2 separate regions of the Homo sapiens genome follow, and region 2 is linked to region 1. A link is an interaction called in ENCODE POLR2A ChIA-PET data of the cell type or tissue named here. Cell type or tissue: PC-3. All regions are shown on one strand.

Region 1 (5,000 bases):
CTGAATAGCTCCCTTTAAAGTCAGACATATAACCAACGTGGATGTTTACTAGCCATATCAAATTTAACATATCAAAAATAAAAAATTCTAATTTACCCAACCCAACCCCTCACAAAGATGCTCCTAATGCAGTCTTCCTCATCTCAGTAAATATGATCTCTAACAGTCCAGTTATGGAGGCTGAAACTCTGGCATGGTGGATATAGGCTAAAACTCAGGTATTCTGATGTGGCTTCCAATGATTCTTTTTCCTGGTATTCGTGCCTTTGGGTACGCCCCTCCCCTTGAACGTGGGCTGGACCTAGTGACTTGCTTCTGCTAAATAGAATACAGCAAAAGTAATTGGATGCCACTTCCATGACTAGTTTACAAAAGATTGTGACTTCCATCTTGCTAGCAGCCTCCCTTTTGTTGACACTCTGTGACGCTTTCACTTGTTCACTCTAATGAAGCAAACTGCCATACTGTGAGATGCTTTATGGAGAGGCCTACATAGTGAAACACAAAGAGTCATCTCTGGCCAACAGCTTGTGAGGAATTGAATCTGACCAATAGCCAGGAAAGTGAGCCAGGAAGCAGATCCTTCCCAGTTGACCCATGAGATGACTACAGCCTTGAGAGAGACCCAGAACCAGAGCACCCATTAAAGCAACATCCAGCAACACTCATTGAAACTATGAGAAATCAATGCTATTGTTTTAAGCCTCTAAGTTTTGAAATACTTCGTTACTCAATGATAGATAACTAATACATCTAGAGTCATCTTTTGACTCCTCCCTCTCTCTCACATCTTATATCCAAACTCTCAGCAAATATTGTTGGTTCTTCCTTTAAGATTCAGCTAGAATCTGAGCAATTCTAAATATCTGCACTGAGATATCTTTGATGCAAACTATCATAATCTCATACTGGAATATTGCAAAAAGCTTATAACTGGCTTCTACCAGGTCTCCTGGGTCTATTCTTGATACAACAGCCAGACTGATTCTTTTAAAACACAAATCAGGCCCTACAGTAATGGCAGCCACGTGGTTCTTAGCATCATCTGCCCGGCAGGTGGCAAAGATCCTGTGTACCTTCTCCATCATCAGATTTCCAGTCACTGATGGGCCAAAGCCAAGACCAAGGCTTTATATCAGAAAACAATAAAACAACAACAAAGGTAAGTCTGGTCGAGAGAGACTCCTAGAACAGAAAACACAGCTGTTGACCCAGACTGGGCTAGTCTTCTCCCTGTTGCAACACCATTTAAATCTTTCAAAGCTCCTTTCAAAGCACTTGAAATGGGTATTTTGACCCTAGAAAGGGGGTTCTATGACAAAGGAGGGAAGCCAAAACTTAAATATTTCTGGCTTTCTACATTTGGCATGTGATTTCTGCACTGAGTGGCCAGCAGCATCAGACTTGTGAGAAATATGAGTAGCACTGCCCAATTAAAACTCATTTAACTGATTATGTTTCAGCAGAATTATCCATTCAAAATCCCAAAGTAGAGTAGGAACCTTATCGAGTAAACTTTCCAATCTGAATTTAAGTGATCATGTGAAGAAAAAATATACTAAACTTGCAAGAGAGCAATACTTTAAGACCACAGAAATGTTCACCAGCAAAACGACAGAATTATGATTATGCAATTTATCCACTCACAGTTTCATACCTTGAATCTTAAACCAGAGAGTAAGAGAAAAAAGATGGAAGCACATGGGAAGGAATATCTATGAAAAACAGTTCATAAAAGAAAAATATAAAAAAATTTACAAATTAAAGCTACTGATAAAAACAAAAAAAGAACACTATTGTTCTAAACAAGGATCACAAAATATCTGTTCATTTTAAGAATGAGAAGAAGGATAAAAATAGCATGTCTAAGTACAAAGAATCAGTGGAAAGGAAGGTACATATTGAATTGACATGAATTAGAGTGAAAACATACTTGATTATCAATTCTATCAGAATATCTCTATATAATCCTTGTATGATCTATATGTACAATAAGAATGTGGCTGACCTTTGTCCCCAGTTCCTGGGAGGTAAACTGTAAACCTTTGAAATGTCCTGAGTGATTGTAGTGTCATTGTTATTTACGGTGGGCACCTCATACTATACCTGATAGTTTATGCTAACAAATGACTAAAGGTGGGAACTGGTCATGCTAGAAAGACCAACCATGTGGTTAACAGATTAGGCTTTCAGCAGTGTGATATCAGCCGGATTTCTGGAAGGGGAAAAAGAGGAGAACTGAAGATTGAATCCAACCATGTGGCCAATGAGTCAATCAACATCATGACTCAATGCAGCCTGAATAAAAACTCTGGACACCAAAGCTAAGGTGAGCTTCCCTGGTTAGCAATACTCTTTGAACATTGTCACACTTCAAAGCTGGGAGGATAACGTATCCCTGAAGACAACAGAAGCTTTGCATTTGGAAACCTCCCAGAATTGGCTCTGTGCCTCTTTCTTTTTGATGGTTCTAACTTGTATCCTTTTGTTGTAATAAAACTGTAATCTTTAAGTATAGCACTTCCCTGAGTTCTGAGTCATTCTAGTGAGTTATCAAACCTGAGGTGGATTATGTGAATCCCCATATTTGTAGCCAGATGGCCAGACATAAAGATAACCCGGGGGAAACCTGAATTTGTGGCTGGCATTAGAGAACAGTCTTCAGGGAGCTGTTCCCTCACACTATGCAGCTTGCCTAACTCTAGGTACTATGTCAAATTTACTATAAATTCTAAAACATTTCCTTAAAAACTGTTGTTTTATAGGGGAATCAAATTTATTCTTACATATATATGCTCAAAAGGAAAGTCAGATTATGCCACCCATCAGTCCCAAATCCTGGACGGGCTCACCATCCTAGTTATTAAAAGCTGAAGCTCACTTAGTGGTCCATGTTGCTATATGGTGAATGGAGTCCTGGGCCCCATGGCTTCCCTGGCTTTTTTTTTCCTCCTACTCTCCCCCTTGCAAGGCTCATGCCTCTCTAGGGCCTTATGCCTTACACTGGCCTCTTTGCTGTTTGTGGAACAATCTAGGTATGCTGGCTGTTTCTTCTACTCAGAACTCTCTTCTCCCTGATAACAGTGTAGCTCATTCCCTAACCTACTACTATTTTGGCTAAAAATGCAACCATGGGCTGGACACAGTGGCTCACACCTGCAATCCTAGCACTTTGGGAGGCTGAGAAGGGAGGATCACTTGAGGCCAGGAATTCAAGACCAGCCTGGGCAAAAAAGTGAGACCCTGTCTCTACAAAAAAAAAATTTTTAAATTAGCTGGGAGTAGCGATGTGTGTAGCTATAGTCTCAGCTACTTAGGAGGCTGAGGTGGGAGGATCGCTTGAGGCCGGGGGCTCAAAGCTACAGTGAGTTATGATCACACCACTGTACTCCTGCATGGGTAACAGAGTGAGACCCTGTCTCAAAAAAAAAAAAAAAACCAAACAAACAAACAAACAAAAAAAACCCACCTTGAAAGTGAGGACTTTGCTGTCCACACAGTGCCCACTCCCCCTCCCCAGGCTGCCCCTATCCACCTCTAAAAAGAAATTTTCTAGCTGTAGCCCTCCCTAAGGACCCCATCAGATCTTATGGGAATAGGATAACTTCTCACTTTTCTTCCTATTATGCTTATTTGCAATGTTGCCCAAAAATGATTGTGTAAGTATTAGTGACATAGTTGTGACAAGAAGCCAAGCCAGGAATGAGGGCCATACCCCTAGGGACTGTCTTCCTGGGTCCAAAGGAAAGACCAAGTTTGCTGAAATTTTAACAGGAAATTCTTACAAGATAATGCCCTTCTGAAATTGCCCTGATCTTCAGGAATATGAAGGAAGCATATATAAGTACAACAAAAATACATTTTAGTCAAAGGCTGAATGGCAGAGTATTTAAGTCAAAATTTAACCACGACTGAAGCTAAATATCACCTTCACAGAATAAAATTTCTGAGATAAGAGTATATCTTAAGTCCAAAACTTGTGAAATAATAATATTTAACTATTTTCAATACTACACTATTACAGGAAAATTAACTGCTTTTAAAAATAATAGTCAAATTTTATAAGTTTGCCATTAAAGGAAAAGAAAAAATGCTTCTGAATTGTAACTAGCTAATTGCAGCTGCAGCTCCCAAACTGCACATTTGCAACACTGTTTTGAAGTTCACTTCCAACCCAGGTCAATGGAAGACATAAAGTATATTTTGATCAGTTTTGTTTCTATTGTTTCTTACAGCTGATGTTACCACCAAGGTCTTACAGTATTTATGTCCTCTAATAGTAACCAGTGAAAGTCTCTTCAACTCCTAAGCCAAATGCTGATGATTGTGATAATGAATTTTATGTGTCTAGTTGACTGGGGTTAAAGGCCAGGCTCAGTGGCTCATGCCTGTAATCCCAGCACTTTGGGAAGCCAAGGCAATAGGATCAGTTGAGCCCAGGAGTTCAAAACAAGCTGGGGCAACATAGTGAGACCCCCATCTGTATAAAAAAAAAAAAAGTAAAAATTAGCCATGCATGGTGGCATATATCTGCAGTCTCAGCTACTCAGGAGGTTGAAGCAGGACATTCACTTGAGCCCTGGAAGCTGAGGATGCACTGAGCCAAGATTGCACTACTGCACTCCAGCCAGGGCGACAGAGCCAGGCCTGGTCTAAAAGAAAAAAAAAAAAGGTTGACTGGGCTGAAAGATACCCAGACATTTGGTCAACCATTATTCCAGGTATTTCTGTGAGGGTATTCTTATATTTTCATATTCTTGTATGAGCTTAACATTTAATTTGGTACTTTGAGTAATAAAGATCACCCTTCCTAATGTGGAGAAATATATTAATCATCCACTAATAGAGTCCAAAGAGAACAAAAATTTGACCTCTCTTGCAAAAGAGAGACTTTCTCTTGTCTGATGGTCTTTGAACTAAGGCATCAATTTTTTTCTTGCCTTTGAGATCTACCTGAAGCATCAGCTTTTCCTGGGTCTCAGGCCTGCCAGCCCTTAGAT
Region 2 (5,000 bases), 75 kb after region 1:
GCTGGTCTCAAACTCCTGACCTCAGGTGATCCACCCACCCTCAGCCTCCCAAAGTGCTGGGATTACAGACATGAGTCACCATGCCAAACCAGATTTAAAACCTTTTTAATAATAATTTGATATCTAATTTACAATGGGTTCTAAATGACCCAACATAAATCATATGAATACATGTATTTAATTAAATAAAATGAAAGCCTCTTTCTGTTATGGTACAATTATTTTTCTATATCAATTCAACTGGTACTTTAGTTTCATCTTAAGCATATATGTGACTACTTCTTCTTTCAAACTATATGTTTAATCTTATTTAGAAGACATCTAGAGCCAAAATTAACAAGCAGTTCCATTTCTTTTCTACATGCAGGTTTGTGTTGGTAAACCATTCAGTGCTAAATTTTTCTTTTCACATCACTTACAGAAGCAATATAGCAATTTCCTGTGACAGTGGCACACTTCAACCTTCAGACCTTGCTCCCTTGCTCAAAACAAGAAAAGTTGAAATAATGTAAAAATGATTACTTCAATATAAAAAATAATTATTTAAATACACAGCCATGCTCAAGGTACACTTGGAAGAGGGCCAAGCGGGTGACTTGAGAGATCAAGTGCACCATTTGGCCTTTGACATAGGGTTGTATATGCTGGCATACTTCTGGGGTTTTGAATCCCTTCTCCCCTGATTCTTCCCTTGGGATGGGCAGTCCGCATGCGCAGTGGCCTGCTAGCACTTGGGAGGGGAACATGCACAGTGTGTTTACTGGAGCTGTATGCATGCTCACTTGAGGCATTCTTCCCTTATCAGTCAAGTGTTTCTATAAGGTTATATACCAGTTAAACTCCACCATTTTACCTCTTAGTGCACATACATGAGCCTACTTGCCCAACTTCTGAGATATTATCGGTAAGCTGCTGATCACCAGCTTCAGGTTTTTCCATCTATTGGGAGACTGTTTCCCTGGCGCCAGCTGCACCGATTATTATTTTAGAGAAAGGGTGTAATAATGCCTGACCATCACCTGATGGTTGCCTGATATTCCTTGGGGTGGGATGGCCCTCTCCTGCCCTGCTCATGTCTGACTAGCTACCTACTGTAACAAAACTTCCTAAGCTTTTGGTGAAAAGTGAATCTTGAGAATTCAAAACACCAGATTTGCTCTATGTGCAGATGTGCAGCACTCTTTTCACTACTCATAAAGTATGAAAACCCACATTAAGAAGCTCATATAAAAACAATCACCGTAATGACCTATTGGACTCCCAAAGAAGAAAATTCCCACTGAAGAATTCATACACAAGATTTAAAAGAACAAGAGGAAATCCACCAGCAAAAAAGACAGACAATGCAGTAAATGGAAGAATTCACACTTAAAAGTGGTGAATATAGAATAATTTGAAAGAGACTTTATAAGTGTTTTTTAAAGTCCAGAGAAGTAAAGGAACAAACCCAAAAGTTAAAGGCATGACATTATTTTAAAAATAACAACCAGATTTGAGGATGAAAAAGAAATTCTATAAATTAAAGAGTCATTGAATCTTTTTATAAAGTTGATAATAATGGTTAAATACTGGGCTAAGAGTACCTCTTATCCAAATGATCACAACAGCTCTCCAGCAAGGGCACAGAACTGGGCTGAGGCTGAGATGGATGAATTGACAGAAGTAGACTTCAGAATGTGGGTAAAACAAACTTCACTGAGCTAAGGAGTATGTTCTAACCCAATGCAAAAAAGCCGAGAACCGTGATAAAACATTACAGGAGCTATTAACCAAAATAACCAGTTAGAGTGGAACATAAATGGCCTAATGGGGCTGAAAAACACAACACAAGAACTTCATAATGCAACAAGTATCAATAGCCAAATAGACCAAGTGGAGGAAAGAATCTCAGAGCTTGAACACCATCTTGCTGAAATAAGACAGGAAGACAAGATTAGAGAAAAAAGAATGAAAAGGAATGAACAAAACCGCTGAGAACTATGGGATTATGTAAAAAGACTGAACCTATACCTGGTTAGGACACTCAAAGAGATGGGGAGAATGGAACCACGCCTGAAACCATACTTCAGGATATCATCCAGGAGAACTTCCCCAACCTAGCAAGACAGGCCAACATTCAAATTCACGAAATCCAGAGAACCCTGGTAAGATACTCCATGAGGAGATCAACCACAAGACACATAATCATCAGATTCTCCAAGGTCAAAATGAAGGAAAAAAATGTTAAGGGCAACCACACCAAAAGACCAGGTCACCTACAAAAGGAAGTCCATCAGACTAACAGCAGAATTCTCAGAAGAAACCCTACAAGCCAGAAGAGATTGTGGGCCAATATTCAACATTCTTAAAGAAAATAATTTCCAACCCAGAATTTCATATTTGGCCAAACTAAGCTTCATAAGAGAAGGAGAAATAAATGCTTTCCATACAAGCAAGTGCTGAGGGAATGCGTCACCACCAGGCCTGCCTTGCAAGAGCTCCTGAAGGAAGCATTAAATACAGAAAGGAAAAGCCATTACCAGCCACTATAGAAACACACTGAAGTACACAGACCAATGACACTATGAAGCAACTACATTAACAAGTCTGCAAAATAACCAGCTAGCATCATGATGACAGGATCAAATTCACACACAAAAATACTAACCTCAAATATAAATGGGCTAAATGCCCCAATTAAAAGACACAGAATGGCAAGCTGGATAAAAACTCAAGAACTATCAGTGTGCCATATTCAAGGGGCCATCTCACATGCAAAGACACACATGGGCTCAAAATAAAAGAATAGAGAAAAATTTACCAAGCCAACAGAAAGCAGAAAAAAGCAGGGGTTGCAATTCCAGTTCCTGATATAACAGACTTTAAACCAACAAATATCAAAAAGACAAAGAAGAGTGTTACATAATGGTAAAGGGTTCAATTCAACAAGGGCTGACTATCCTAAATATATATTTACCCAATAAAGGAGCAACCGGGTTTATAAAACAAGCTCTTAGAGACCTACAAAGAGACTTAGACTCCAACACAGTAATAGTGGGAGACTTTAACACCCCACTATCAACATTAGACATATCATAGAGACAGAAAATTAACAAAGATATTCAGGACCTGAACTCAGCTCTGGATCAAGTGGACTTGAAACAGCCCCTCCCATCACAGGCCTGGAGGCCCAGAAGCAAAAAGTGGTTTTGTAGGATTTTGCATCTTAAAAAAAAATACTAGGCTAGACAGTTACTAAGAGAGAAGTAATAAGTTTGGAAAATAGAGCCCAAATACTTACAACACAGAGAAATAAAGCAAAAAACGTGGACAGAAGTGGGGTGTTTAAGTCTAAATCTTGTTGGTAACGGATAGGGCAATCTAACCTTAACGAATGCTGTGACACCAGAAGACAGGCTGGCTGCTGGCTTAATTCAAATACCCTGAGAAGAAAGCACTGCTAAATGCAAGCTGGTCCCCATTTCAAATTGAACTTGGTGATCTCACCCACCTGCTTCATTGTTCAGGTTCCAGAAAACCCTCTCCACACTTCTCCTTCTCTTGTCTTGGCTGTGCTGTTAGTCCTATCTGCTGCTTCTGCTTGATACTTTAGATGTCAAATCCATAGGCTTGAGTCACAAATACAAAGCCATAAATTAACCTTCCTTTAAATTCACCTAAAAGGATAGACTGCCCTAAATATGTCCATGAATGCTGGGTTTCAGGGCTGGATTCCATGGACCATGGATTTGTCCCATTGCAGCAGTTCTCAGTTTCATCTAACATAAAGAGACTTGTAAGGTCTTATGTGAACCAGCTCCTATAGTTTTTATGTCCCACATTTTTACTCTCTTTAATGAGTTTAAAATGTTCTAACCAGGCATACTTGCCTCTGAAAGAAATTCGGTGCCCTTATTTAGGAAGTCAAATGTATTTCTTTTTTTTTGCAAGGCTGGCACAATATAAAATGACCCAAAACTTGGAGTCAGTCACATAAGGAAGGGCCAGGCCACATTTTAGAAGGAAAAATCAAAGAAGGCAAGAGGCAGCATCTGGGATCTATCAGTCTGCTTGCCAAGAAGAGGCAGGGAGCCTGCGAAGATGCAGAGATGCAGGATTATCAGCATTAGGACCAAGAGCATTGAATTGTTCTGCTTTGGAGAGGCTCAGAAGATGTTACAGTGGCAGCAGGGTATCAGAGCCAACAACACGCATCACTTTAGGACAGGTGACTGGGCATCCCAATAAGAGTCAACAGGCACCCAGCAGGCATGCCCCTGGATTACTCTTCCTTGGCAAAAACAGGTGTAATTAATGTATCACAAAAACTTCACATAATCCCAATATATATGATTCAGGGAGCATGAGGAGTGATAGGGAAGTTAGGTATACCTGGGTATACCCATTGTTCAAGATAGGCTTTTTTGGTGGGAAAACTGAAGTTCCCAGCCCAGTGCTCCAGGTAGCCATTGTCAATCAAGCAACACAACTGTACTATATGATACTAAGTTGCCAACCAGGATGGATCTAGCTCTAATCTGATAATGTAGAAAAATACTACTAGCAAGTAAATGTGACTTTAGATAGAATACCTCTTTGAAAATCAAAGCAAAGAAAATGTATTTTCAATTGGAAAGGGGAATTCTAAAAATTGAAAACATTCCTTATACTTTTATTGTATTTTTGAGTTTTAAAAATGATTTCCCATGCATGTTCTCATTTTATACTTCCAACAATTTTGTGGTAGGTACTGAAGTGTTATCTCATTTTGTTGATAAGTAAACCAAGAGACAGAAAGTTTCCATGACAAGACAAAGCTTGGAAGATTTAGCAAATGGTTCTGCATGGCTGGGGAGGGTTCAGAATCATGGCGGGAGGCGAAAGTCACTTCTTACATGGTGGCAGCAAGAGAAGAAAAGTTCAGGTTTAAGAATGATGTTTTGTCTATTCAGACGCTCTGCCCAGCTTATTAGAAAAAAAGAGGGGAGAGGAGATGAAACATAACTGAAATGTATTATTCC

Evidence for each region. ChIA-PET counts read pairs that join two places held together with the same protein. Peaks named below come from ENCODE experiments on the same cell type or tissue, not always from the same donor. Only the 100,000 strongest peaks of a DNase experiment are listed, where the experiment ranks them.
Region 2: POLR2A ChIA-PET joins it to region 1 with 7 read pairs; 3 of 35 experiments call an interaction of 5 or more read pairs at or near these places.

The regions. Positions count from the first base shown.
Region 1 is chr10:57,981,102-57,986,101 of GRCh38, forward strand. It overlaps the pseudogene MRPS35P3. Among named protein-coding and RNA genes, the nearest start is that of IPMK, 280 kb to the right of the region's middle. In PC-3, no CTCF peak of the experiment used is centred here; a DNase peak (open chromatin) is centred at 2,240; H3K27ac peaks cover 534 bases.
Region 2 is chr10:58,056,450-58,061,449 of GRCh38, forward strand. No RefSeq gene overlaps it. Among named protein-coding and RNA genes, the nearest start is that of IPMK, 210 kb to the right of the region's middle. In PC-3, no CTCF peak of the experiment used is centred here; no DNase peak of the experiment used is centred here.